2 separate regions of the Homo sapiens genome follow, and region 1 is linked to region 2. The links are chromatin loops, found by intact Hi-C in ENCODE. Cell type or tissue: B cell. All regions are shown on one strand. Each heading gives the region's core, and the rest is flanking DNA. Links, peaks and the distances in the headings are about the cores only.

What was found. Peaks named below come from ENCODE experiments on the same cell type or tissue, not always from the same donor. Only the 100,000 strongest peaks of a DNase experiment are listed, where the experiment ranks them.
Region 1: it touches region 2 in a loop (9-fold over the local background); 3 of 110 quality-filtered maps call a loop at or near these places.

The regions. Positions count from the first base shown.
Region 1 is chr9:123,696,488-123,711,796 of GRCh38, reverse strand. All of the region lies in intron 5 of DENND1A (DENN domain containing 1A), which reads left to right. Among named protein-coding and RNA genes, the nearest start is that of MIR7150, 220 kb to the right of the region's middle. RefSeq lists an enhancer at 13,900-13,949. In B cell, for the core only: no CTCF peak of the experiment used is centred there; no DNase peak of the experiment used is centred there.
Region 2 is chr9:123,742,752-123,758,060 of GRCh38, reverse strand. DENND1A (DENN domain containing 1A) reads left to right here. Exons shown (of 24, transcript NM_001352964.2): 5 at 239-358. Among named protein-coding and RNA genes, the nearest start is that of DENND1A, 180 kb to the left of the region's middle. RefSeq lists enhancers at 3,962-4,011, 7,996-8,125. In B cell, for the core only: no CTCF peak of the experiment used is centred there; a DNase peak (open chromatin) is centred at 8,260.

The sequences.
Region 1 (15,309 bases), core at 4,586-12,585, 46 kb after region 2:
TCAGATTTGGGAAGTCTTAATTAGTGATTTTAGAGGCAGGGCGGGTTTGGTAATGGGAAGGTTAAGGGGAGACTAAAGAATGTGGCTGGGATACAGTAAAGAAGGAGGTCAGAATGATGAGGTCATTGAAGCCCCTGAGAGCCAGGGTGTTGAATGACTGCCCCCATCAACTGTGCACATGGTAGTTATGCTTTAGGTTTGCAGTAGGTAGGATGTCACAGTAGCAGTGGACTTGAAAGACATTGCTTTGTTGAATTTATATATATATATATATATATATATACATATATACATATATATATATATATATTTTTTAATTTATTATTATTTTGAGATGGAGCCTCCTTCTGTCCTCCAGGCTGGAGTGCAGTGGCGTGATCTTGGCTCACTGCAACATCTGCCTCCTGGGTTCAAGCTATTCTCCTGCCTCAGCCTCTCTGAGTAGCTGTGATTATAGGCACCCGCCACCACGCCTGGCTAATTTTTGTATTTTTAGTACAAACAAGGTTTCACCATGTTGGCCAGGCTGGTTTTGAACTCCTGACCTCAGGTGATCCACTCGCCTCAGCCTCCCAAAGTGCTGGGATTACAGGTGTGAGCCACCGCACCTGGCCTCTATATATTTTTTAATTGACAAAAACTGTATATATTTATACTGTGTAGCATGAGGTTTTGATACATGTATATATTGTAGAATAGCTAAATCAAGCTATTTAACTTATCAATATAATGCGTATTTGTTTACTCCTTTTTGTGTAAATATTCTCAAATATACATTACTCATCCAAGATAGATAGGGGAAATACATTAAAAAGATCTCTTCCGGCTGGGCATGGTGGCTCACGCCTGTAATCCCAGCACATTGAGAGGCCGAGGCAGGTGGATCATGTGAGATCAGGGGTTTGAGCCCAGCCTGGCCAACATGGTGAAACCCTGTCTCTACTAAAAATACAAAAATTAGCCTGGCATGGTGGCACACACCTGTAATCCCAGCTACTTGGGAGGCTGAGGCAGCAGAATTGCTTGAAGCCGGGAGATGGAGGTTGCAGTGAGTCAAGATCATGCTACTGCACTCCAGCCTGGGCAACAAGAGTGAACCTCTGTCTCAAAAAAAAAAAAAAAACCTCCAAGATTTTTCATTAAATTATAATCTTTAGGGAGTACAGCTTGTCCCTAACAACATTTAAAAATTATCAGAATTTCTTAAAAAGCTCAAAGCAAATTTGTATGATGCCAGTGTGTGTGTGTGTGTGTGTGTGTGTTTAATGAGGCTTTATAGATGACTCAGCAGCGTAGCTGCACTCAAGTTATCTTTTCTTGGTTGGTGAGTGACTAGAAAGGATTCTCTAGAGTGGTAGCCTTGTTGAACTTAGCCTTCAGAATTCAGCATTCAAACTCCAGTGGGGATTTCCCAGTTGATTGTTGCCTGTAACTAAACAAAAGGCCTTCAAAACTCTTATTACATGGTGTGTTTTTGCAAAATTTTGTTGGTGACATAAAAAGACAAAACAGGACATGCAAAAGCCCTTATATCACAATACCCTAGTATTACCTTTTCTTAGATTTTGTATCTTTAGACGCACACACTTTTTAAATTAGTGAAAAACATTTGTATGTATGCAAGGATTATTTAGAGCTAGGTAAAGATTTGGAAGTGCTTTCGTAGTTCTTAGGTATGTTGGAAATTTGGACGTCATCATGATGTGAGGAAAAGAGTATTAACTTTGAAAGCAGAAAGACCTGGTTCAAATACTAGTTCTACCACTTGCTACCACTTGGCTATTGTGAGAAAGTTATTAAACTTTCCTGAGTGTTGGATTCTTTATCTCTAGTGATAATTCTTAATTCATTGAGTTGTGACTAGGGTAGGTAAATATATGGCACACAGTGGTTGCCGAACCAATATTAACTTTTCCTTTCCAATACCCCTCTTCCCATTATTCAAGTGAATTTTGGATCCTTTGTCTTGAAGAAATCTTGGTTTTCCAAGTTCCTTAGAAATTCCAAATGGAAACTGTCATATATTTTGCAGCTTTCATGAGTGTGGCTAGTTTTTAGGAGAAATTTCAGTAGGGACCATCAGCAGTGCAGTTTACAATGCAGGCACATGATGTCTGCTGAAATTGGCCCCTGCAGACGTTAGGGTGTATAGGTGGGCCATCACTGAGCAGCAGGCCATATAGCAAGGCAGTAGCAAGCTAGGATGCAGGAGGAAGGCAAGATCTACGGAAAACTTAAAGGGACATGGGGAAGTAAGAGATCAGGGGTGGAGGGTAAGAGGCCTCTGACATTGTTCTCTGAGGTCAAGTTCAGACTGTGCCAAAGCAGAATCAGTGCCAAGCCAAGTATAGAGACTCAAGGGGAATTCAGAATGGGGAAAATGAGGCAAGAGAATGTGTTAGAGCAGAGTTGATCCCAGTATAAGAATCAGTGCTTGATCATTACGAGAATTCTATCCAAAAGGCACAAGAACAAAGAACATACCTTCTCACCTAGAAACTGGGGCACTGGTGCTCAGAGGGGGGCCTGGGTCGGGAGTAGGATTGGGAAAGAGAAGTCCTGGGAACAGAGGAGGCCTTAGTTACAGAGTCTGCTAAACTGGCAGGGGATCTGTCTGCTCCATTTAGGCCTTCTTCCTGATAGGGTTGCAGAAATGCTAGCATCTCCACTTTTTAGACATAGAACAGACTTGACCACTTTCAGTCCTGCTGGGTTGTAGAGTGACAGCCCTTGATATGCTGACCAGCTGGCTCAAAGTCGATTCCAGGGGAATGGTAGGCAGCCTACTGATAGCCAAAAAGGGCTGAGGCGGGGGAGTTATCCCAATACTGTAAATGAAATTCAAGTATGTTTAACCCATGGTCATCTATTTAGTGTATCATACATAACAGTAAAGTCAAAGCCAATGACCTCCTGAAGAAATCAAGTGGTGTTTTCTTAAGAGGTTAGAATTCAGTTAAAAGCAAAATTCAAGTCTTAGGTACTGAGAATGCTAAAACAGAAGGCTCCGGTAGTCTTTTCTTTTTTTGTTTTTAAAAATTCCCAATTATGTAATCAATACATGCTCATTGCTCATCCTACTCCCCCTGCCAAACTGAAGGTGCTATAAGAAACTAGAAGAAGAAAAAACCCCACATAACCCTACCATCTGCATGCAACAATGATGACATATTCTTTTATTTTTTATATACTTGTAATATTTTATATGTTGTTACTTAAAATTTATTTTTCTGGTCATGAATATACTTAGACTCTGAAGTAAATGTGCAACATGCTAAAAAACTGAAGAAAATGGCCCCAAATTCCATCTACCCAGAGAATTTAGGCTTCCAAAAATATTGTGCAAGCAATGCATCAATATTTTTCTTGTAAATAGTTAAAATAACATATAAATATGTAATTAATATAGGTATAATGCAGGTTTCCTTTGATCACCTCTCAATTCCAGTCCTCTATCCAGAATAGAACTCTTATACATAATTATTACATATATTCTTTCCTATGCATCTAATTATATAGAATATATGTAAGGTAATGATAAAATAAACACTGGAGAGTCTATTGCCCAACTAAAGAATATGACCATTCGCATTCAAACCACTCCTGTTGGTGGACCACATGGGTTGTTCCCAATTTTTTCTTCTCTTTTTTTTTGTTTTTGCTATAACAAACACTGCTATTATGAAGCCTCAGAGAAGAAATTCTGCAATCTGCTATCACCACATCTCACCCACCTACAACTTCACCCGTATACGCTACCTTCTCCCCTGTTATCATGGGTGCATTTTCCAGATTCCTAGCAAGAACAAAACCATGCATCCATGCACTAGATTCCATCCCCTTTCGTCTACTCAAGACACGATTCCATCAGTTTTCTTCTTCCCATTCTGAATTATTTCCCCCTCTCTACTTGATCTTCCCCTTATTGTGGAAGCATGTAGCTATTTCTCCTATCTTAGTGGATGGGAGTAGGAAAACATCCTCTTGAACTAATACTGTTCTCCCATTAGGTCTCTATTTCCTCTTCCCTTTACAGCAAAATTCCTTTAAAAAGTTGCTGAATTTGTTGTCGTCAGTTCTCCACTGAAGTCATTCCAATCAGGCTTCCACTCCCACCACCCCTCTGAATCTGCTCTTGTCATGGTTATCAGTGACCAAAAATGTGATTAATTCTCAGTTCTCCTCTTTCTTGATCTGTTTGACACAATCACTGCCTTCTCTTTGATATATTTTCCTCATATGACTTCCAGGGAAGGGAACCCTGTTTTCCTGATTTCCTGCTACTTCCTTGGCTTTTCTTTCTGTCTCCTTTGCCAGTTATTCCATACCTCCCCAAAGTGTTAAATGGTGCTCCCTTCCAGGGCTCAGTCCTTGGGCTTCTTTTTTTTTTTTTTCCTTTTTGAGATGGAGTTAACGCTCTTGTTCCCCAGGCTGGAGTGCAATGGCGGGATCTTGGCTCACTGCAACCTCCGCCTCCCAGGTTCAAGTGATTCTCCTGCCTCAGCCTCGCGAGTAGCTGGGATTACAGGCATGCGCCACCATGCCTGGCTAATTTTGTATTTTTAGTAGAGACGAGGTTTCTCGATGTTGATCAGGCTGGTCTCAAACTCCTGATATCAGGTGATCCGCCTGCCTTGGCCTCCCAAAGTGCTGGGATTACAGGCGTGAGCCACCGCGCCCGGCCCTGAGCTTCTTTTCTTTAAATATATTTACTCCCTTCATTGCACCCAGTGTCATGTCATGTCTATTAACACCTTCTGACAACTCCCAGAATTAAATAGCAATCTCAGACATGGACTTTTCCCTTGAACTCCAGCTGCTTACACCTTCTCTTGGCTATCTGATAGGCATTTTTATATAACACATCCAAAATTCAGCTTCTAATTTTTCTCCTCAACTCTATTCTTAGTCTTCCCCATCTCAGTTAAGGGCAGGACAATACTATTTTTTTCCATTTGATAATGCCAAAAACCTTGGAGTTGTTTTTGACCCTTCTCTATTTTTTTTTTTTTTTTTTTTTTTTTTTGAGACGGAGTCTCGCTCTGTCACCCAGACTGGAGGGCAGTGGCGTGATCTCGGCTCACTGCAAGCTCCCCCTCCTGGGTTCACGCCATTCTCCTGCCTCAGCCTCCCGAGTAGCTGGGACGACAGGCGCCCGCCACCACGCCTGGCTAATTTTTTGTATTTTTAGTAGAGACCGGGTTTCGCTGTGTTAGCCAGGATGGTCTCGATTTCCTGACCTCGTGATCCGCCCGTCTCGGCCTCCCAAAGTGCTGGGATTACAGGCGTGAGCCACCGCGCCCAGCCGACCCTTCTCTTTTTTGTCCACATACTCTATATCCAAGCCATCCACAAATTCAGCCATATCTTATGTTGAAAAATATCCTGGGAGGCCAAAATGGGCAGATCATGAGGTCAGGAATTTGAGACCAGCCTGGCCAACATAGTGAAACCTCGTCTCTACTAAAAATACAAAAAATTAGCTGGGCATGGTGGCGGACGCCTGTAATCCCAGCTATTTGGAAGGCTGAGGCAGGAGACTAGCTTGAACCAGGGAGGTGGAGGTTGCAGTGAGCCGAGATTGCGCCACTGCAGTCCGCAGTCCGGCCTGGGCTACAGAGCAAGACTCCGTCTCAAAAAAAAAAAAAAAAGAAAAAATATCTAGTATCTGTTGATGTAGCTCCACCTCCACCACTACCACCCTGGTCCAAGCCAACACCATTTCTTGCTGCATTGTTAGAACTGGTTTCCCTGTTTCTAATCTTAACCTCCTAGATGCAGCTTTTCTCATACTGCATTTCTCATCTGATCCCAGAACACAAAACAGAATTTGAATGACACTGTTTTCTCAGTTCTCCCAAGGATGGTACATATTATTTTTGCTGTGTCAATTACTATGGTCTTAATATCTATCTAGTTCTCTACGTCTTCTTTTCTTCTTGGATGTTCTGCTTTTCTTGGTATTGTGCCTTTCCATGTAAATTTTAGATTCAGTAATATTATCAAGTCTCATAAAAACCAGGTTGAAATTTTCACTGAATACAGATAAGTCTGGAATGAATTGACACCTTTATGTTAGTGAGTTTTCCTGCCCAATTCCTGAACATGGTGTCAGTTTATTTAGATTTTATTTTAATATCTTTTAAAAACACTTCAAAATTTCTTCCATAATGGTCCTACATATCTTTGCTTCATTTTTTTCCCCTAAGGACCTATGTTTTTACGGGTTCTATAAATGGCATATATTTTTAATTACATTTTTCTGTTCTCGTGTTGTTTAGAAACTCAATTGATTTCTGAATATTGATCTTTTGCCCAGCTACCTAATTCTAGTAGTTTATTATATATCCTTTTGGATTTCAGATATAAAATTATGTAATTTATAAATAACCACTTTACCTTTTTTCCCCTTTCCTATTCTTTGTACCCTTTATTTCCTTTTCTTGTCCAGCTGTGCTGCTTAATATCTTCAGTACAACGTTGAGCAGAAGTAAAGATAATGAATATACTCTTATTGTTCTTCATTTTAAAGAAAGTATATTAGCATTTCTCCAATAAGTCGTAAATAGATATTCTGTCTTAGATTAAGGAGATTCTTTTTTGCTCTTGTTTTATTTACGTGCCACAAATGAGTATGTCTAATTGTTACTCTTAAACTAATTCACTTATTTGTTCTTGCTGTCTTCACAGTGCTTTGTCTCTCATGTGTTTGTTTGTTTTTTTTTTTTAAATTCATCTTGCGTGGGATTTCAGCAATTCTGGAACAATCTCAACCATTATTTCTTTGACTTTTGATGCTTCTTTTTCTTATTATATCCTTCTGGAAATTTGATTAGAATACATTAGGCTTTTTCACTCTCTTTCATGTTGCTTGTTTTCCTTTTTCAGTTATTTCTTCTTCTTGTCTATTTAGATCCATTATGAATAACGTATCTGGGTTTATCTTCCGGCTCACTAATGCCACTTTTACTCGTGTCTAATCTTTTCATTTTGTGATATTCCATTTGGTTCTTTTATAGATCTGCTTGGCTGTTGGTAGTCTTTTTTTCCCCACCATTGTCAATCATTCCTTTAAAAAATGAGAAACTAAGTTTTTTACATGCATTAAACACTGTTTTATTCTGTTTCTGATTATTTTAGTTGTCCACAAAGCTTTATTTGTAGGAATTGGGGGAGTGGGGCTTGGCTCAATTTGAATCCCTCTAGAGTATATTTATATTTCAACTATGCTTCTGGCTATTACCTAGGAATACTAATAATTTGGGTTCTCTATAAATATGTTTGCCATTTTATGAGACCACGATGGGTGAATTTGGATTGCAACTCCATGTGAAAGCATACTTTTAGTTAGACGTGTCACTGGAGATATTTGCTTGTACCCTGCAACAGCATCAAGAATGAAGAATTTTCTGCTGATAGAATTTAATCAGAATATTTTATCCTTACACTAAAGATGTAGCCCTTGACTACCTAAGTATTAGGCTGTTGTGTACTTAAGAGATTTCTAGGCTTTATCTCCTTTCACCTCTGACCTGTGTCTCCATCATTTTGGGAGCTCAAAGTGTTCATGGTTTGGCAAAGAGCTTCAGGGGTAAAAACTAGCTTTATTGCTTGTTTACTTTTCTGAGTTCCATTTTTTTTTTTCATTTTATTTTTCGGGCCTCTAGAGTGTTTACTTTTTACCAGATTAGCAATATTTTTAAAGATGGTACATGAAAATATATAGTCTGGCATTTAATTGTATCAGTTGGGAGGGTTTTAAAAATATCTAATCTTCCATAGGCCAAAATGGATGAACTAAAGAAATGAAAACATATATAAATATAAAATATATATTTACATACACTAAAATTCACCAATTTTAAGTGTACAATTTAATGAGTTTGACAAATGTATACAGATGTATAACCACTACCATGGTCAAGATACAGAACGTTTCTGTCACTCCCAAAAGTTCTCTGTGCCCCTTTTTAGTCACCCCAACCTCCCCTGGCCCTAGGCAAGCACAAATCTGTTTTCTTTCATTGTCAATTAACTTTATCTTTCCTAGAATTTTATTTAAATGGAAAGGAGTACAATATGTACTCCTTTGTGTCTAGCTTCTTTTGCTCAGCGTAGCATTTTTGAGATTCATTCAAGTTATTTATATATGAGTAGCTTGTTCTTTTTGGTAAGGACTTATTACTGCCATTTTCATTGTTTTCTAGGTCCTTTCTTTCTTCCTCTCTTACTGTTTCCTTTGTGGTTGAGTGATTTTTCTATAGTAGTGTGTTTTGATTCTTTGCTTTTTATTTTTAGTGTATCTATTATAGTTTTTTGCTTTGTAGTTACCATGAAGCATATAAAAAACATAACTATAACAGGTTATTTTAAGCTGATAATAACAACTTAACTTTGATCACATGGAGACCAAAAAACTCTGTAGTTTAACTGTACATCCTCCCCTGACATTTTGAAATTTGATGTCATAATTTACATCTTTTTATAACGTATATCCCTTAACAAATTATCGTAGTTATTTTTTAGGCTGGGTGCAGTGGCTCACACCTGTAATCCTAGGTGGATGGATCACTTGAGTCCAGGAGTTCGAGACCAACCTGGGTAACATAGTGAAACCCCATCTCTACTACAAATACAAAACAAAGAAATTAGCCATGTGTGGTGGTGTGTGCCTGTGGTCCCAGCTACTTGGGTGGCTGAGCCAGGAGAATCACTTGAACCCAGGAGGCAGAAGTTGCAGTGAGCCGAGATCGCGCCACTACACTCCAGCCTGGGCTACAGGGAAAGACTCTGTATCAAAAGAAAAGAAAATCATTGTAGTTATTTTTAAAATAGTTTTGTCTTTTAACCTATATACTTGATATAAGGGACTTACATACCACCATTATGGCATTAGAGTATTATAAATTTGACTGTATACTTACTTTTACTTTCAGATGTTTTATGTTATTTATTAGCATCCTTTTCTTTCAGCTTAAGGAACTCCCTTTGGCACTGCTTGTAAGACAGGTCTGGTGATAGTGAACTCCCTTATCTTTTGTTTGTCTGGAAAAATCTTTCTCTCTCCTTCATTTCTGTAGGACAGATTTGCTGGGTACAGTATTCTTGGTTGACAGTATTTTTCCTTCAGCACTATAAATATATCATCGCAGTCTTTCCTGGCTTATAATGTTTATTCTCAGAAGTTTGCTGCTGGGTGTCTTGGAACTCTCTTATATATTATTTGCTTCTTTTGTCTTGCTGCTTTCAGGATTTTCTCTTTGTCTTTGATCTTTGACAGTTTGATTAGATTCTATCTTGGGGTAGTCTTATTTGAATTGAATCTGATTGGAGGCTTTTGACCTTTCTGTACCTGGATATTTGTATCTTTCTGTAGGTTTGGTATATTTTTTGCTATTATTTATTTAAATAAGCTTTCCTACCTCTTTATCTTTCTCTACCCCTTCTTGAATACCAGCAACTCATACATTTGCTCTTTTGATGCCATTCCGTAAATCTCATAAGCTTTCTTCGTTCCTTTTTTTTCCTTTTTTATCCTCTGATTGTATATTTTCAAATAACCTGTCTTTGACTTCACAGATTTTTTTCCTTCTGCTTAATCAGGTCTGCTATTGATTTTCTCTATTGCGTTTTTATTTATTTATTTATTTTTGTATTTTTCAACTCCTGAAAAATGTTTTTAAAAATTATTTTAGGCTCTGTTAAATTTCTAATTCTGGTCACTTATTATGTTTCTCATTTCATTGAATTGTTTATTGAGCACCTTTAAAATAGCTATTTTGGATTCTCTATCAGGCAGTACATACATCTTTGTCTCTTTATGGTCAGTCACTAGTACCTCATTTTGTCTGTTTAGTGACAACGTGTTTCCCTGATCCTTGTAGTCATGCATTGACCTTCTGTACATTGAAGAAGTAGGTACTTATTCCAGTCTTTGTAAGCTTTTGTGGCTTTGTTTTGGAACCTCCTTCAAAAGTAAGCCTGTTCAGAGTTTCTAGGCAGGTTGTCTGGTCTGGTCCCTAATCCTCAGATTGCTGTAGCTGTGGTAGCTTAGCATGCTAAGCCCATGGCTACCAAGGCTGGTACAGCACTGGGATATACCTGAAGCTCTTGGCTGCTGAGAGCCTGCCTGTTGCTGTGGGTTATTCATAGCCTAAGGCCACTGTAGTCAGCTGGCAGTGATGCAGGCCAGAACTCAAATCTGTGTTATAGGGGCTGCAGGTCTCTGGTGCTGGGGTGGGTCTAGAAGCTCAGTTCACAGGTGTCGGCCTGGAGTTAGAGGCCCTAGAGGTCTGCCTGATGCTGGGTTTTATGGTGGCAGGCTCAGTATTGGGGACCTAGACAAAGTCTTAGACTTATTTCTCTTTCCCCCAGGCAGATGATATCTCTTTCCACTGCCTGAGGTAAGGGGAGGGATGACATGGGTAATGCAAAATTGTCCTTTCTACCCTCTTTGATGTGTCTTTCTTATTATTGTGCTATAACCAGGCACTATGATCTGTTACATGGTTTCTTTAGCTCTTGTGAGGGTATTTTGAACTGTTTAAATTGATGTTTCTGTGTGGGGATAATCCCTGGAGAGTTCATTTCTGCCATTTTGCTCTACCTTCTATCAATTTTTACTTCTGAGTTCATGCTTTTTGTGTTCTGTGAAATCTCTGCATAACTTAAGAGCACAGAGATTTTCCCCTATATTGTCTTATAGACATTTTGTAGGTTTATCTCTTATACTTAGGTCTTCAGTCCATTTCTATAAATTTTTGTATGTAGTGTGAGGTAAGGAAATTGGTATTAAAATTGTAAGTTCAAATTAATAAAACAGAAGCTTTTATAATAGCATCAAAATATGAAATACCAAGGGATACATTGAACAAAATATTTGCCTGACCTGTGCACTGAAAATACAAAACATTGCTGAGATACATTTTTTTAAAAAGATCTAAATAGATATACCAGGCTGATGGATTCAAGGATTCCATGTTGTCAAGATGTTATGATGGTTAATCTTGTGTGTCAGCTTGTCTAGGCTATGGTACCTAATTATTTGGTCAAACACTAGTATAGATGGTACTGTGAAGGTATTTTAAATCTAACTAACATTTATAATCATTGACTTTTAGTAAAGGAGATCACCCTCCATAATGTTGGTGGTCCTCATCCAATCAGTTTAAAGCCTTCAGAGCAGAAACTGAGGTTTTCCAGAGAAGAAGGAATTCTGCTTCAAGACTGTAATTTAAAAATCCTTCCTGAGTTCCCAGCTTGCTGGCCTGCCCTACAAATTTTGGACTCAGGACTGCAACATCAGTTGTTACCTGAGTTTCCAGCCCACTGGCCTGTCCTATAGATTTCAAACTTGCCTCAACCAGTTACTTAACATAAATCTCTTTATACACACACACACGCATGCATACAATAGTCTATTCTGTTTCTCTGGAGGACTGTTACTGATACAGATGTCAGTTCTCCCCAAATTGATCTATAGAGTCAATGCAATAATACCACCAGGCCTTTTTTTCCTTCAGAATTGGGCAAGCTGATTCTAAAATCTGTATGAAGATTTTTGTGGCAAAGAACTTAGGCAAAATAACTTTTTAAAAGAAGAATAAAGTTGGAGGACACATATTACCTGATCTCCAGTTTTATTGTAGAGCTACAGTAATTGAGACATTGTGGTATTGGCACAAGGGTAGACCATACGGATTAGTAGAACAGAATAGAGAATCAACTGATATCTAGATATATTTTTTAGAAAGGTGCCAAGGTAATTCAAAGGGTAGTCTGTTAAAAAATGAAAGGGTAGGGCAGGCATAGTGGCTCACACCTGTAATCCCAGCACTTTGGGAGGCTGAGGTGGGTGGATCACCTGAGGTTGGGAGTTTGAGACCAGCCTGGCCAACATGGCGAAACTCCGTCTCTTCTGAAAATACAAAAATTAGCTGGGTGTGTTGGCACATGCCTGTAATCCCAGCTACTTGGGAGGCTGAGGCAGGAGAATTGCTTGAACCTGGGAGGCAAAGGTTGCAGTAAGCTGAGATCACGCCACTGCACTCCAGCCTGGGTGACAGAGCGAGACTCTGTCTCCAATAAAAAAAAAAAAAAAAAAAAAAAGAAAGAAAGAATGAAAGGGTAGTCTATTAAAAAATGTCGATGGAGCAGTTGGGTATCCGCAGGGAAAAAAAAGGAACTGAGTTTTGGATGAAATCACTTTTTCCAATACAGAAGAAGAAAATAATTATCTTATTATTTCAGAGATGGGCACAGGGAGCCAGGGTGAGGGGGGAACCTGGAAGATGGGGACGGGGTGAGCTTGAGGGAGAGGTCGAAAATAATTACCTTTAATTTCATCATCCAAAGATAGATATTGTGGTGTTTTCTGTTAGATGTTGTCTTATAATATATGTAATATACAGATAACTTAAATGTATATATTTTTAAATTTACATGTTTGAAAACCTTTTTACTGGATTTGCTTTTTACATATTTTTATAACATCACAGCTTTCCATCTGAAGGACATTTGAATGACCATATGATACTAAGTCATGAAGGTGTTCCATATTTTACCTAATGATTCTCAACTGTTGGAATTAATAATAGTGATAGTAATAGCAGCTGCCATTTATTGATTACTTTCTACCTGGAAACTATGCTAAGCAGGTTTTATGAATTGTATTATTTAATCCTTATGACAGCTCTTTAGTTGGCTCCATTAAAAAAAAAGTAGGGGGAACCACGGGTTAAGTCACATGCCTGTCTCTAATGTGTGAAGCTTAGATTTATAATTAATTGTCTTTTATTCCAATACCTGAGAAAAATATACTGCCATTCTTTAGGCTTTTTATAGTTTTTTGCCACCGTAAATTCTGAGGCAGATATCTTTGTGTAGAAATTACTGTCTACATTTCAGACATCTGAACTTCTTCTCTTCTGCTAGTCCTTTATATGTTTGATCCATCTTCACTGAATGAAATATTTTCAAAGCCTGTGTAGGTGTGCAACGTAGTACGCAGGGCAAAGCAGTGCACAAACTGCCAAGCTGTTCTTTTGGTTGCCAGTGGCTTGAGCCAAACAGCACCAGACCATGATGGGCATTTCTATAGGAATGCATATCTTCTGGGGAACGAATCTAAGGGATCCGTAGAGCTGACTATTTGGTGGTTAGACTCATGTTGTAAAACGAAGGAGAAACAACTTTAGTAGTCTGTACCCTAGGACATTTTTAAATGAAATTATATAATGTTGGTCCAGTGACTTAACCCTCTGCCTTGGCTTTTCCATCTGAGAGAAGAGCATTAAGTTAGAGCTTTGTCTCCAAGTAAGATGCCCTAAAGAGGTAGTATTGCCTAATGAGCAAAATCATATCTGTTGATGATTTGGATGTCACTAAGGGGGCAGTACTACTACACTTGTGGTATAGCCTTGAAGCTAGAGAGATTTAGGTTCAGATATAGCTCTAAACCATTTATAGCTTACCAAATGATTTCAGACAAATTTCCTGAGCCTTTTTGAGCTCCGGTTTTCTAATTACTTGGAATATAAAACAAGCACACACTGATCTTTAAGCAAGGGATCTCTTCTCACGACTCCTTGGTTTGTTCTTTGGACTTTTCCTCACCTTATTTGGGCTGTGATTTTGTAGAAGAATCAGGGTCCTCTACCCCTCCACAACCCCCATATGATCTAAGGCTTCTTTTCTCTAATGAGCAACTTATTTCTGCTTATTCTGTATGATATGATAAGGATAGAGTTAAATCTTCTCGGTCCTTAACTTCTATTATCTGCAGGTCTGCCTATCTTTTGCATTCTCTTAACCTGTTGTTGACAGCAAAAGTGGCCTAAGTAAGACAGGAGGCCATGTCTAAATTTGTGAAGAGTTGTTTTTAAACAGCCTAAAGGTTGTGTTTATATTTAGAATGTCTTTTCACTTTCATTTCCATGTTAAAGGCTTATGTACCATTAGTGTTAGGGTAAAAACAAAAAAGCACAGCAGCTCTAATAGTCTCTCCAGTACACCTTGTGTCACTCCATGACTACTCCTGGGGTTCCTGGTTTTTCGCATTGAGGCTCCAAGAACCCTGGAAACTCACTGCAGAAGTGGGGGAAGGGGGAGGAAGGAAGGAGGAGGGAGACTGTGAAGTAACTCAGGAATGGAAAACCAAACACCGTATGTTCTCACTGATATGTGGGAGCTAAGCTATGAGGATGCAAAGGCATAAGAATGATACAATGGACTTCGGGGACTTGAGGGGAAGAATGGGACGGGGCAAGAGATAAAAGACTACAAATAGGGTGCAGTGTATACTGCTCGAGTGATGGGTGCACCAAAATCTCACAAATAACCACTAAAGAACTTACTCATGTAACCAAGTACCACCTGTACCCCAATAACTTATGGAAAAATAAAAATAGAATAAAATTCTATAACAACAACAAAAAAGTTGGAGAAAGATAGCTGGTGGGTAGAATAATATGGGAAGTTGTACTTTTAAATTAATTTTGTCTTGTATGACTAAAGACACACTGATTTTTGCCTAGAGAAACCTTTGTTTAAAATGGTTGTTTTTTAATCCAAGAAAAAAGTGGAATATGGAACCTAGGTGGGGATTAAATAAATGTGCATGTGTGCATAATTTTTTCCCTTTTCTCCTGTTAAAATGGCAAGCAAAATATCTGGGGAACAGATATATTCTGCAAGCGGATCTTCACCATGTTAGAATTTGGGGATTACTCTTAATGCAAAAGAAATGCCCCTTTTATGGTTTGTATAGCTCCAAATTGCCGGTTAAATTTAACCGGCACAGTGGCAGGTATTTTGTAAGATGTGGCTGATACGTAGCACCTTACAAAGTTTATTTTGAGTGATCAACAAAGAATACTGGTGAATAGAGACCTTTTTAGTTGTGTTCTTATTTCTTTATTTTCCTATGCCCTGTCCAACTAAGCTGGAGAGGACATGATCAGATCACTATAGTAATTTAGAAAGGAACACGCTCTATCCCTGCCCCTTCGCTGTCTAATGAGTTCATGTAAAAAATATATCAAAAGAAATTCTCATCGCAGAATCCTCACATTTCAAAGGGGAGTATATTTATTATAAGAACTGCTGATTCATTAGGAATGCTTCCTAATTCGCACAGCAGCAGCTGCTTCTGGTTAGAATAAACTCTGTCTCCTCCTTTGTGCCCTGTCTCTCCAAAGGGATGTTAAATTTTGGTTTAAGATTTTCTCTTGCTTTAGCTTTTTCTCTCCCACTCTTCCTCTTTCCCCAGTTGTAATGCTTTATTCTATTCAGTGTTCATAGGATTTGAAC
Region 2 (15,309 bases), core at 4,829-12,828:
GAAGGTATGATAGCTCTGATTATTTGATTTCTGAGGTGGTCACTAGAATAGGCTGCTGGCTGTCTTTTTTTTTTTTTTTTTTTTAACTAGCTTACAGTCTGTTCCCTTGAAATGTGTAAATTTTAAGAGTTCCACTGAGAGAGGAAATGTTATAAGTTCAACGACTCATTGTGATTAGATACTTTATCAAGAAACTTACTGCACATTCATTTTCCCCTTTGTTCTGCCTTTGCTGCAGCCTCACAGTTAGCCAAGTTGGCCAGAACTTCACATTCGTGCTCACTGACATTGACAGCAAACAGAGATTCGGGTTCTGCCGCTTATCTTCAGGAGCGAAGAGCTGCTTCTGTATCTTAAGGTAAGGGAGAAGGCTTGGGCTGTTGGCTTGTTCTCTGAAGCAATGTCAGCTTCTGCATTGCTCTTCCGTAATTAAATCTTCCAGCTGTTCATTTCATTTTCCTATCTGTTTCCCACAAGTCACTGCATTTGGGGAGAAGGACTTCACAGTGTTGTTCTTGCACTGTAAGTTCTGCAGATAATTGTATTTATTTATTTGTATCACATCCCTTGGGTGGGAAAGGGGACCATCTCTTCTGAGTAGTTTGTGGAAGCCAGAGAGTCAGTGTGGCTTCAGTGCCTTCTGCTGTTATCTGGAGCTGTCAGAAATTAGCCTGTTAGACTTTCTCTTGGACATTTTGTGTATGTAAGATTATTAATAAAGTATGTGTCTGTAGCTCAGGACATCTTGCAGACACAGACTGTGTCCGCCTTAAAGTAACACCCTTGCCCCCTTTGGGTCGGTGAATGAAGAACTGTGTCCCATTTTGGCTACCTCTGTAGAGGTTTGAAAAAATTAAGAATCGTGTAAGAAGGCTTCTTCAGGTCTTCTAAAAGCCCCTCATACACCAGAGCCACACTTGCTTAAGGCTCTGTTTCCTCCTGCCAGAGGGGTAAGGCATGTTCTGAGGTGGGAGGATGTGTGGAAATCCGATTTTGGAGCTGCTGGCTCTGTGGACTCCTGCTGGGCTCCTCCTGAGGGGGAAGTAAAGGCATCCCCCATGCTCCCCTCTCCATCTGCCTTGGTTAAGTAGGTGTCAGAGGGGCCTGCCTCCTGTCTCTCTCTGCTCATGTGGAACAGCCAGGGCACAGCAGCAGGAGGTGCCCATGACAAAACCCGGGCCCCCAGGCTTGGGTTGGGCCTGGGCCTGGGAATAAAAGGCCAGACCCTCTATGGATTCCAGAAAGGGTAGCTCTCTGCGGCACTAGTCTCTGCACTTTCTTCTTCTCATCAAGAAAAGACTCCCCCACTGACTTCTGTTCCCCAAACCCACACACCCTCACACCACAGGGGAGGAGGGGCTGACTTTGGAAGTTCCCAAGCTCACTAACTGTCAATCTGGACTGCTATACATTTGCATTTCTCTACACAAATCTTAGTATCATTAGTGCTTTTAATCAGTGAAGTCGACTCTCTTCTGCACCAAGCATAGCATTTGTAACCTGGGCACAGGAGGATGACTGCTGGGGAGGCTTTAGGAAGGAGGCTGCTTTGGGAGATTCTGTGTGTTCTGTTGTTCTCAAGCACGCCTTAGTAGCCCAGGCCCAAGAATTACCTGCCCAGAGCATTAGAATTTGATGTAAATGATTATTTACATTTGGATTGAACAGTGCAGTCTTTTTCTTTTTAAAGAAAAATTTCTCTTTCAGTTTTGTCTGTTATATTTCAGCCCTGGCCAGGCCACTGCATATTTATACAGTTGACCCTTGAACAATATGGGTTTAAGGGTACTGGTACCCTCACACAGTTGAAAATCCACATATAACTTTGACTCCTCAAAAACTCAACTATGGCCGGGCACGGTAGCTCACGACTGTAATCCTAGCACTTTGGGACGCTGAGGTGGGTGGATCACCTGTGGTCAGGAGTTTGAGACCAGCCTGAGCAACATGGAGAAACCTGTCTCTAACTAAAAAATACAAAAATTAGCTGGGTGTGATGGCACATGCCTGTAATCCCAGCTACTTGGGAGGCTGAGGCAGGAGAATTGCTTGAATCCGAGACATGGAGGTTGCAGTGAGCCAAGATCGTGCCACTGTACTCCAGCTTGAGTGACAAGAGCGAAACTCCATCTCAAAAACAAAACAACACAAAACCCACAAAAACTTAACTACTATTCCATAGCCTACTGTTTACTGGTAGCCTTACCTGTAACATAAACAGTTGACTAACACATATTTGTATGTTGCATGTCTTATATACTGTATTCTTACAATAATTAAGGAAGGGAAAAGTTATTAAGAAAATCATAAGGAAGAGAAAATATATGTACTGTTCATTAAGTGGAAGTGGATCATCATAAAGGCCTTCATCCTCAGCATCTTCACACCGAGGAAGAAGAGGAGGGGTTGGTCTTGCTGTCTCAGGGATAGCAGAGGTGGAAGAGGTGGAAGGGAGGCAGGAGAGGAAGGTATAACTTTTACTTTAAAAAATCCACATATTGGCCAGGCACGTGGGCTCACTCCTGTAATCCTAGCAGTTTGGGAGGCTGAGGTGGAAGAGGAGGAAGGGAGGCAGGAGAGGAAGGTATAACTTTTACTTTAAAAAAATCCACATATTGGCCAGGCATGTGGGCTCACTCCTGTAATCCTAGCAGTTTGGGAGGCTGAGGTGGGCAGATCACCTGAGGTCAGGAGTTCAAGAACAGCCTGGCCCACATGGCAAAACCCCATCTCTACTGAAAAAAAAAAAAAGAAAGAAAGAAAATACAAAAATTAGCCGGAGTGGTGGCAGGTGCCTGTAATCCCAACTACTTGGGTGGCTGAGGCATGAGAATCGCTTGAACCCAGGAGGTGGAGGTTGCAGTGAGCTGAGATCATGCCACTTCACTCCAGTCTGGGCGACAGAGCAAGACTCTGTCTCAAAAAAAAAAAAAAAAAAATCTGTGTATAACTGGACCTCAGCAGCTCAAGCCTGTGTTGTCCAAGGTGAACTATGTATTCATTTGGAGGTGGTGAGGCTTAAACTGAGTTCTTAGAGTTTTGCAAAAAGGTTTTTCTCTATAATATGTTTGGGTTACAGTGTTTCTTTCTAAGCTGTGTGTGTGTATGTATATGTATATTCTAAACTGGCACTATCACTCAGCAAATTTTGATAAAAGTATTCATTTAAAAATTTACATTTGAATTTGCTTGTCTCTGATTCTGATGTGTGACTTTGTGTGCCTATACAAGTAGGGTCCTGGATTTCATATTTGTGAGAAGCCAGTTGAATAGTCTTCGTGCTTTCATCCTTTAGAATGAAAAATGGCAGCAATTGATGTGTTTTTTAAATCTGTTATAGTAGGTTAGAACTATGGAGAAAAATTCGGTGGGTTAATTCATTCATTTGTGTGTCAGTTCTTAATTGAATTCCTACTATTAGCTAGTCACTGTCCTTGAGTAGTTCCCAGACTAGCTGGGGAGATGGATGATCACAATACAGTATGCTGTATCTAATACACAGAATGATCCCAAGGCATAGTGTCGTCTTGCTGTTGCTTTTCTAGTGCCAGAGGATAGTGACTGTGGCTAAAAATAAAAGAGTCCTAGATGAATTGTGGAACATGAATTTTATGAGTATTTAATATGAGGGTAGAGAAGCTATCTTTTCCAGCTTGTGTGGAAATAAAGGGCACACCCACTGACACTTTCCCTCTGTTGGGTTTGGGAACATTGCTAGGCTGAGACTAGCATGTAAATGGAAGGGTTTACTGTTAAAGCTGGATGACTGGTTGACGGTGTATCCACTGGGGAGTGGAGAGGTCTGCCAAGAGAATGAGAGCTCAGTTTGGGTCTAGGTTACATTGTTGTATTGTCCTCTTCTGCTGCTCAGTCTCCTTGCTTCCTTTAGATACTTTCTCTTTAGTTAACCTGTGCCTTGAGGTCCAATCACCCTTCACAGTGTGCCCAGGGCTGTGGCTCAAGTCTGCTCATAAACTACCTCTACTTTTGCTTTCCATTTCTTCTCAAGGGATGTAGCTCTCAGTTATGGCATCTGTGCAGACGTAGCCCCTGTGGTTCCAGGATTTAGCTTCACTTCCTCCTTGTCTGACATTCCAAACTTCTATGCTTTCTGGTCCATGTGAACCACTCAACAGTCTCTGCTTTCACATGTTTACCCATCCTCCCAGACTCAGCCTAGGCACCTCTGCAGAGTAGCCTTCCCCATGTAGAGGTAATCATTCCCTCTCTGGCACACCCAGCGTGCTTTGCATTCTTTAGTTACACACTCATAACCTTGGTCCTCCTTTGTTTTCCTCCTATTGGAAGGTCAACTCTTCAGGGGTAAAGGCTGGATCTTAATTAACTATGCATGCATCTCCAGCAGTTAGTGTAGTGCTTATCCAAGATATTGTGTGCATTGGGATCAGAGACAGGGAAATGCATCAAGAATGGGAGGGCAGGGCACCAAAGACTTTGAATGAGAGGACAGGTGTCATGGGACGTAAATTCAGAGAGGAAATAAGAAATAGTTGTTGGAAGAAGTGTAGTTCACATTACCAAACTCATTTCATGCTAGTTGTAAGAGATGCACCTTTTAATCTCACAATGGAGGTTCAATATTGAGTGATAGACATTTTGTCCATGAAGGGTTAAGCCATCTGTATTTTAAAATTTAAACTTAATTTCACAATGAAAGGTTTTTAGACACCCTTTGTGCAACATAACCTACTTATTAGGTTCCTTTTTATTTTCTGTTCCTCCCCACTAGGGCATGAGCTCCATGAAGGCTGGGAATTTTTATGTTTTTTTCTCCTCCCACAAATACATCCAAAGTTTATTGAAGAATATTCTGGCACATAGCTGACATTCCCAGCTAGTCTGGGAACTCTTCAAGGACAAGGACTTAGCTAGTACTTGTTTTATGAAGGAATGAATGGGGAAATAAGCCCATGTTTATTAAAAAACATTAGAAACTTTGGTATGAACTCTTATTACCAGCTAACCTTGGCAGAAACCTAGTCGTACCAAACAAGTCCTATTAACACAAATGCCACTATAAATCAAATGCATTATTTCCTCCCATGGTTGACTAGTTCCTGCCACTGAAGAATTTTACTCCTCCTTGAGATTTGCCACATTATTTAATGAGTTCCTGGATGGGAGTTGATACTAAATTAAAAACACCAGCTAGGAGAACAGTAGTTACGGATTAGTTAGTCTCCATCATAAACACAGGGATGTGAGAGCATTTTAGCATTTTCATATTGTACCATCTGAGTCTGATGCAATATATGCATTTACCTCTGAAATCTTTAAATATTATAAAACAAAGTGACCTAGAATTGAAATTTGTTATGGCACTTGATATTTGATTTGCCCCAATGGCACATACTCCATCAAGGCCAAAACTGTAATGAAAGATGCGATTTCTAGCCAACTTCTAGTTCTGGATCAACAGAAGGAACACAGGAGTTCAAAGGTTTAAATTTGTGTTTGAGGGTTATGGGGAGATATGTCATACAATAATTAAATACCTTTTGTCTTTTATAAAGGAACTACACAAATATTTGCCCTACAGTTTTCTCCTGCTTCCATTGGGATCTTATTGAAGCTCTTAAGAAAGATTGAGTAACTGTCCTTACACCCAAATAAAACTAATTTTATTATACATTTTGGAAAGAAAAAACTTTTTTCCTCAAGATGCTGTCTAAATTTTTTTAGTTTAACTTTTTAAATTTTTATTCAATTAAAAAGTATCTGAGTACCTAGTATATACCCAGAATGGGCAATACATAACACTTGGTCTCTGGCCTTCACTTGTTTCAAGGTCCCTTAACATGAACACAGAGATCTAGCCCCAGATCTCCATTTGAAAACTCTTCAGATATCACACTCATCCAAGATTTTGATGAGCTGAACTTTCTGAACTTGGTAGTACAAAATGAAAAAAAAAAGTATTTCTTGTCATTTACCAAATATAAAATCTAATGTGCTTCTAGGTGCACTGTTCATGGACCACCTCTGATTTTGATATCCATCTCCCACTGCACTTCTGCTACCCTCACTCTTTTAGGAACTGCTCAATCTTTGGGGTGGGAAAATGTAAACAAGTAATGAAAACATAATGCGATCAGTGTTGTTTTAAGAAAACATATTTATGTGTAAGGTTCTTCAAAGTCACAGATTAGACAGTGCCCATCTCTAACTTGAGAATAAGGGAAAGTGTTGCTGATGAGTTCCAGTTAAACTGAGTCTTGCAGAATGAGTGGGGGCTTGGCTGGAGGAAAATGGGAGAACAGCTCTCTAGGCAGTGAGAACTGATACACAAAGTCCCCAAGAAATGAAAGGTATAGCAAGATGAAAGGATGCTGAGAATGCAGTGAGGGAGCAATAGCAAGAGATGATACCATCGAAGTCTGGGGTCCAATTGTGAGTGCTTCTGGGGCGTGCTCAAGATTTTAGATTTATCCGGTAGCAAATGGAATACTGTCAGCTGGTTTCGGGTAGACATTAGAGATGATGATGTTTTTAGACCAAGGCAAAAGTGATTTTTTGAATGTGAAATGTGCTTGGGTTTTTCTGGTTATTGTTTGAAGGGATGTTGCGTGTCACTTTGGAGGTAGCACCCAGATTTAGACTGGATTTTTCAAACCTCAACTGCAGGGGGTTTTTTTGTTTTCTTTTAAAAACAAGGATAGTGATTATCCCTTCTTCCATGCTAGTTGGCATATGGACTTGATTCTAAACCTGAGTGGTGTTCAGTGACAACCTTCTTCCTTCTGGAGCACTTTCTGATCTCAAGACTGGAATGACCATTGCATCCATTCTCAGCTGTGTTACATTCATTTTCACTCGAAACACAGAAAAGCTCCATTTCCACGGAGCAAAAAAGAAGCTAGAAGTAATAAAGGAGTCTGGCTTTAAGAACTTTGGCTTTCCTTGCTGACTGTTCCAGTGTTTTTAAACAACACATACAGTTCAGGAATAAAATCAAAGGACTCTGTTTCCTCAGGCAGGTGCGGTGGCAGAAGCCCTTTTGGGTTGTGTGTTAGCTGCTTTAGTTTAAAATAAGTGTTTGGGAGGTGGGGGAGGGAGTCGGGGAGGAAGGCTGTGGGGACAGCTCCCAGATTTTTACCTTGAAAGCAGGTGCTGCTGAAATATTCCAGAAACAGATGGAATCTCCTATTCTTGTTTTAAGCTGTTTATGGTTGTCTCGCCCGAGGGTACCCTGCTATACAAAAATGCACAGCCTGATGTTTGAGGGCAGTTGGGCATCAAAGCCGGGGCCCCTCTGGGAGAAATCAGCCTTTCTTCCCAGTGCCTTAAATGCCATTCTGGAAACCTGGGTCTTTCATACCGTTTAACAGAGGACTTTCCTTTGCCTTTTGAGTGTTTCTGTCTCTCTGGAACTGTTTGATTTCTTTTTAATTCTTCTCCTTAAAAGTAAGCTGGATACTGTGTTGTTCTTGTTATTCTCTGGATGGTCAGTTGGCAGAAGGCCCCACTGCTAAGGCAGATTGATAATTTCACCGACTGTGGGTCTCAGAACATGGCATCTGTCAGAAGCTGAACATAGAGGATGGGCCAGGGAGTCTGCTCTTTCCTAGGCCCAGGGCCCTTCTGAGTTCCTCAGTATTTTGAAAGGCTTGTGTGGGTGCAGGGCATGGGGTGCTCTTCAGAACATCAGTTTGTGGGAGTTTATAACTAGTTTTTCTGAATTAAAAAATGAAGTGGTTGGGGAATGTTGCATGTTTTATTGCCATACAGATGCCTTCATACTTAGAAACATATATAATCCTCTGGGGAGCCACAACTCAACAATAGTAACAAGCTGTACAGTTTAAAGAAAATCACCTTTGAAGAGAAGAAAGAGAAATAGCCGAAACTGCCCTTGCACTCCCAGTGGCCTGCTGTTGGAGGTTGATTTGAGGGCTGGGAAGCTGCGCAGTTGGAAGGACAGGTGTGTCTTCTGCAGTGGCCATGGGGGCTGGAACAAGCAGCCAGCCTCAGGCTGTCCACTGCAGGAGGAAGCTCCCTTTCTCCTCCTGATTCTTTTCAGAGGACACCAGCCTGGCACAGCCTTCCCTCAAGCAACCTGACCCTAGGGTTGTAGGGTATTTGTAACTCTAAGACTTTGGCTAAAAGGGATTTTTTATTTTTGAGACGGAGTGAATTCTAAACCTTACAAGAGATGTGATACTTTCTCTGTTTTGGAAACAGAACACTTCCTTGTCATTAATCCTCATGAAGCTTAGTACAGGGCAGGAAGTGAAACCACCTCAAGAACTCCAGGAGTGTAGTTCTGCCTTGTTTTTTGCTCTCTACCCACCCCCGCATTCTTCAATCATCTTGCTACCTCTAGTGACTGCTGCTGATGGCTCATGTTACTTCATCATTTTGAACATGGATAGACTAACTCTGGATAACTCACTACAGAGGATTTGGAGTGGAAGGCAGGAATTAACATTTATCAGCATTTATTTAATATGCCAGCTGGTTTATGTAATTTTCATTTATTTTTATAGCAATCTTATGAAATTATCTCCATTGTAGAGATAAAGGGATTGAGACTGAGAGAGATACAGTGACTTGCCCAAGATCTCAAGGAGAAAGTTAAGGAATCTGGTTTGGAAGCTAAAATCCAACCCAAAATTTATACTCTCAACTGCAAATTCTGTCTTCCTGCCACCAAAGCAACTTTTACTGCTTTCAAAAGGTTATTTGTCCTCTCTTTCTATATGTATATACTTAGTTTAAAAAGACATAATGGGTAGTTTGCCCTTGCAGAATGAACTCAGAGGTGAGCTTAAAGAGCTTTCAGAAATAATGTTCTACAGCTCACCCTCATCTTATAAATGATGAAAATGAAACATGAATGAGACAGGAAGATTTTTGTTCCAAGCTCTTTGGCTGGTGAATGACAGTCTTCTGACCTCCAACCCAGGGTTTTGCCCGTGATATGGCAATGATTCTTCCAACTCAGGAGAATGAGCCCAAGGCCAGCTGGAACTAATGTTTTTTCAAGACTCAGTAGCCCCTGGTTAGTGTCAAGGAGTCACATTCCCTTTTGGTTAGCATCATTATGAGCAATGTGAATAATCCAACTATGTGATTATAGAGTGAACAAGATGATCAGTTCTGTTTAAATCCGATGCAAGGTATGTTTGAATGGAAAACCAGTGAAATAGAGCCTGTCTTTTGAAAGGATCTCAGAATTCGACATGAGGGACCCTTTTTGGGAGATGAAAAAGCATTCTACAGGAGAGGCTCCTCGGTGCTTTTTGATTGAGTTTGAGTGTCAACAATTTTTCTTGGACCTCCCTGCAAGCCAGCCACTTTCCTTCAACAGCAATAAGCAGAAGGCATTTATCTGAGCCTGATCTTTGCTTTTCACTGGGTGGGAGGTAGAAAAGAAAATGGCTCAAAATACACCTCACTCCTAAAATTGCCCTTTGCTTCTAAGCTACACTCTTAAGAGCAAGATGGATTTGTGAATACAGGAGTCTGAATTTAAGTTGTCTGGCCCTTTCAGGGATCAGTTTTAGAAGCAGTAGGAAGCCTAACATTCTCTCCATCATGGAGAGGCCCCATAAGACTGCAATAATAGGTACTTCTTTACAGAAAAATCGTAGTACCATGATTGAAGTTTGAAGAAGTTTGAAGACTCTACAATTCTAGCAATCAATTATGAGCCACTTATTTTTAGGATGTTATTTTTTAAGATTATAAAGATACACTTTCTCATTAGAGAAATTTAGAAAACTGCAGAAAAGAAAAGAAATCTCTCATCCCACCATGCTGATAATGACTAAGGGTGTTTCCTTCCCTGAATTGGGATGGTGCTGTAGGTATAACTTTGTATCTAGCTTTTTCACTTATTAAATTGTAACCATCTTTACATGTCATTAAATATTCTTTCCTGAGAGTGTTTTTAACTACATAATTTATTTGTGTGAGATTGATTTATAATACAAGGAAAGAAGCTCTTAGTAATGTGAAAGAATATTTCTTGCTAAGGCTTATCTTCTTTTTAAAAATGCATTTGCTATAATGTTGTCATTCAGCTAACTACTTGGTATTTTTTTAAAAGAAACACTCAACTTTTTTTTTTATCTTAACATGTGAGCTATTACCTGATTCTTGACAATGAAGAATAGTTACTAGCTTCTGAAACAATGAACAGAAGAGTATGGAAATAGTATCAAAAGTCTTGGTTAAAATCAAGTGGCAAATAATGTGTTGAGTTTACGTTTCCGTATTTTATTTTGTATATTTACATCTTCAGAGTAAGTAATTTTATTAGCATGAGTTGTAAAATGCAAATTGTAACATTAAGGGAACTCTTTTGAAGTTAGATAGCAGTATAATTTTGAAATTAGAATATATTGCATTCTAAGTGAAAGCAAATTACATGTATCTTAAAACTTTACGTAAACTTATGGAATTTTTAAACATTGTGGAGAAAATTAAATTCTATATATTGTAGTATGCAGTGGAAATTAAGTAGGTTTTTATTTTCTACTCATGGACTTGAATCTACCAGTGATCTTATGCAAAACCAAGGGCAATTGTTGTGCTTTAGCTCAATCCACAAGTCTTAAACTACCACATAGAGATTTTAAATCCCTTATCTATAATACAAAGCAATATTTATTACAGAATTAATTCTGAGAGGCATCATTTATGGTTTCTAATCCATTCTATTTCAGATGCCTTTGAAGTAAAGTGGTGGAGTTTTGCATGTGAGGTTAATTGTCCTATTGTTCATTTATGCAGTCTGGTATTTTAACTACCTCTTTATGTGAATTAATGGACCCAAAATACAGCAAAAATGCTTGACTTGAAAAATTTTACATTTTTTAAAAACCGATTTAAGAGTGTGGTGGGAGAAGAAGTTGGGTGAAATTCAGTGTCCTGCAGTTTGTTGTCTAAGCTCCTTGGGATGACTGACTGATTTTTTTTTTATTTTAAGTTTTTAATTTTAAAATTCTGGTCCCATCAGAAAACAAGTTTTTAAGTGGTTAAAAAACAAAAAAACACTGCAAACAAAAACAACCCCAAGCCAAAACAGACTCTAAAGAATGTATGTTTGCTAGTATACTGTTTTCTGCTGAGCTAGGATTTTTACTGTCACTTTTGTAAATTTTGTAATTTTGGATACCAACTTTGGAGAAAATTTAATTTGTGCTTTTTCTTTTTTATTAGTATATGAAAAATATAGCCAATATTGATTATCCTTATTGAGTAAAGATAACTGTTGTCCCGTGACCACTGAAAACAAAACTTTTATAAATATCTTTTCATTGTACTCTTTGTTAACATTCTCCAGAGATTGCAATTCTAGGTCTTTTTGTTTGAAGGGACAGTTTAACTTTCAAGGACTCCCATGAACTTGTGCGTTCCTCAGATTTAGTGTACTCAAGTATCCCTAATCTGAACATCCAAAATTCAAAATGCTCTAAAAGCTTTTTGAGCACCAACATGATGCTCAAATGAAATGTCCATCGGAGCATTTTGGATTTCCAAATTAGCGGTGCTCAACTGGTATATATTCTGCAAATATTCCAAAATCCAAACAAATCTAAAATCTGAAACATTTCTGGTCCCATATGTTTTGGATAAGGGATATTCAAACTGTTTTTGTGTTGTAATGAAACAAACATTGGTGCTATACTTTGATTTTTTTTCAATCTTTTTAAAACATGGATTTATAATAAAAATATTTTTACTTGGCTGTCATTTGGTTTTTGTCTCAGTTATTTCAGTGGCAAATTGTGGACAATACTAATGCAGAATATTGTTCTAAAGATTAAATAAAACAGTAAATACTTGATAAAGTCCCTGTATGCTATATCTATTGTGTAAATGTTTGATCACAACCCTGTGTTTTTCCCTTTTGTAAATTGTGAAATATAACCTGCAAACAGAAAAGGGCGTCAAATGTACATATACACATTATACACACATAAGTAAACATAAATATACAGCAAATACCCATGTAATCACCATTGAAGTTCAGAAATTACTAGCACCCTGATATTAATTTTTTCACCTATGTATACATCCCTAAATAGTATAGTATAGCTTTGTTTGGTTTTGAACTCTGTGAGTTGCATTATGCAATTTAGAATTGTTATTTTCAGTCTTACTTCTTTTGCTTAACCTTGAGATTCACCCATGCTGTTGCTTATGGTTATAGTCTGTCTTCTTTGCTATCTAGTGTTCTGTGTTGTATGATGATATACCACAGCTGGTTTATGTAATTTTCATTTATTTTTATAGCAATCTTATGAAATTATCTCCATTGTAGAGATAAAGGGGTTGAGTTGTTTATGCATGTAACTGTAGGTGGCCATTTGGACTGTTTCTAGCGTGTGACTTTTATGAACATTCTTGAAGAGCTATACTGGTGCACATAGACTTAACTTCTGTGTACTGTATGTACCTAAGGAGTTGAATAGTTGTGTCATAGGACATGTATATCGTTGACTTCATTGGGATAAATGCCAAATTGGGCAATTTTATTCTATTAAGCTCAATCAACTTTATTGAGATAATGCCAAATTGTTTCCTTCAGTGGTTTCACCATTTTCTGCTTCTGCAAGCTGTGCATGAGCATTCCATGCACCACACTGCTGCCACTAGCTCCTTGCTTTTTAAAGAAGACTCGCCAGCATACACTTCACTTTTCTCAAAGCCCATGAGATCTAGGTATTATTGCCCTTATTTACTTCTCCAAACATTAATCTGGTCTCATCGTTTGCAGAGGTGTTGCTAGAGAAAGAGGCAGTCCCTGGAGTTGTGAGAGAAAGTTGATCATTATCTGAAAGGTAAAATGAGTTACACGGTGGCATGGCATAAGAGTGTGGTCTAGTGTCAGAGTAGGGCCTGCATTCCAGTCCTCCTGATTTGGAAATGAGCTTCTGATTACTCCATTTACTCTGTCTGAGCCTTAATTTCCTCATATCTATTTTTTTGGTGAGGATTAGAGATAATATAAGTAGGCCAGGCACGGTGGCTCACGCCTGTAATCCCTGCACTTTGGGAGGCCGAGGCGGGTCGATCACCTGAGGTCGGGAATTCGAGACCAGCCTGGCCAACATGGTGAAACCCTGTCTCTCCTAAAAATACAAAAATTAGCTGGGCATGGTGGTGTGCGCCTGTAATCCCAGCTACTCGGGAGACTGAGGCAGAAGAATTGCTTGAACCTGGGAGGCGGAGGTTGCAGTGAGCTGAGATTGCACCATTGCACTCCAGCCTGGGCAATAGGAGCAAGACTCTGTGTCAAAAAAAAAAAAAAAAAAAAAAGAGCTAATATAAGTAAAGAATATTGGTAAGGTGGTCGTGGACATCTCACCACATCACATAGTATAGTAGATATTGAAAGGTAGACCAATTGTCATAGGTGAGATGTATGTGGGCATACATGTGACAAAGTGTACATGAGCCTAGGTTATGCTAGCTTGCAGATGACACTTGGTAATGAGGTAGGCACTTACACACTGTTGATCAGGTTGTAAAATGGTCCAACATTCTTGGAAAACAATTGGCAATATATATTCAAAACCTTTAACATTTTTTCCACTTTGGGGAATCTGTTTTATGAAAAACTCAGAAATATAAGTACGGATATATGGACAAGGACATTTAGCATATAGAGTGAAAAGTTAGAAACAATTTTAAGGCCTAGAAATAGAGGATAGTTAAATTTAATTAGATACCATGTAGCCATTAAAATTGGTTTTGGTGATTATTTGATGACATGGAAAATATCCAGTACTTATAGAAGAAAAGCAAGAGACAAATTTTTATATGTGATGTGATCTCCATTTTGTAAAAAGTATGTAGAAAAAAATGACGTGGGGGATCGGATCCCAAAGTATTAATGAGAATAGTTAAGTAATGTTATCATGGGTGTTTTTAATTCTCTTTAATGAAGTAGTTATCCTGGCTGTTCTATCAAGCCCAATCCAAATATTCACTGCACAATAATTTACATATTTTTTAGTTTGGAAAAATTATAACCACCTTCATATATCTATCTCATGATTTCAAATATAGAATGCCACAAACGGCAGTACTTTAGCTACCAAAATAGTAACTGATACTCTAATGTGTGTTTCCCCACTAAGTTTGTGAAACGGACTTACGCTCTGAAATCAGAACTGTGTTCAAATTTTGATTCTACCCCTTACTAGATCTAAGGCCAAAACATGTCATGTCACCTTTCTGAGCCTGTTTCCTTAACTGTAAAACAGAAAGTACATCTCATGGTAGCCTTAAAGATTACGAGGTATATATATTTTTAATTTAAATTTAAATTTTTTTATTTTTTATTTTTTTTTTGAGATGCAGTTTCACTTTTGTTGCCCAGGTTGAAGTGCAATTGCGTGGTCTCAGCTCACTGCAACCTCTGCCTTCCAGGTTCAAGTGATTCTCCTGCCTCAGCCTCCCAAGTAGCTGAGCTTACAGGCACCCACGACCATGCTCAGCTAAGTTTTGTAGTTTTAGTAGAGACAGGGTTTCACCATATTGGTCAGGCTGGTCTCAAACCCCTGACCTCAGGTGATGCACCCACCCCAGCCTCCCAAAGTGCTGGGATTACAGGAGTGAGCCACCGCGCCCGGCCTATGTTTTTATTTTTATTATTTATTTATTTATTTATTTATTTATCTTTTGGGACTGAGTCTTACTCCATCGCTCAGGCTGGAGTGCAGTGGCACGATCTCGGCTCACTGCAGCCTCTGCCTCCTGAGTTCAAGTGATTCTCCCACCTCAGCCTCCCAAGTAGCTGGGATTACAGGTGCACGACACCATATCCAGCTAATTTATTTTTAGTAGAGACAGGGTTTTGTCATGTTGGCCAGGCTGACCTTGAACTCCTGACCTCAAGTGATCTGCCTGTCTCAACCTCCCAAAGTGCTGGGATTACAGGTGTGAGCCACCATGCCTCGCTCAGGAGAGATTTTTTTTTAATGGACATACCACGCACAGTGCATAGCACATCTTTGGTACTCAGTCCAAGGCAGTTATTCCCATGTTGTCTGCCAAGACTTAAAAATACCATTAGTTATACACTGCACCATTGATGTAAAAATATTTTTTCAGGGGGAGAAATGACTGTGTTAAATTTTTAGTTTGTTCCCAAAATGCATTTTGATTTCAGAGATGTTAAAGGAGTTCCTCTTAATTGAGAAATGTTAGTATTAATTTCCAAGTGGGATATTTAGCATCTGTCCTATGCATTATCACCATTCTCTACTCACCTAGTTGACCTGTTAATTTTCTCAGAAATTTTTATCTTATTTCTGTAAAATGACTAGGAAC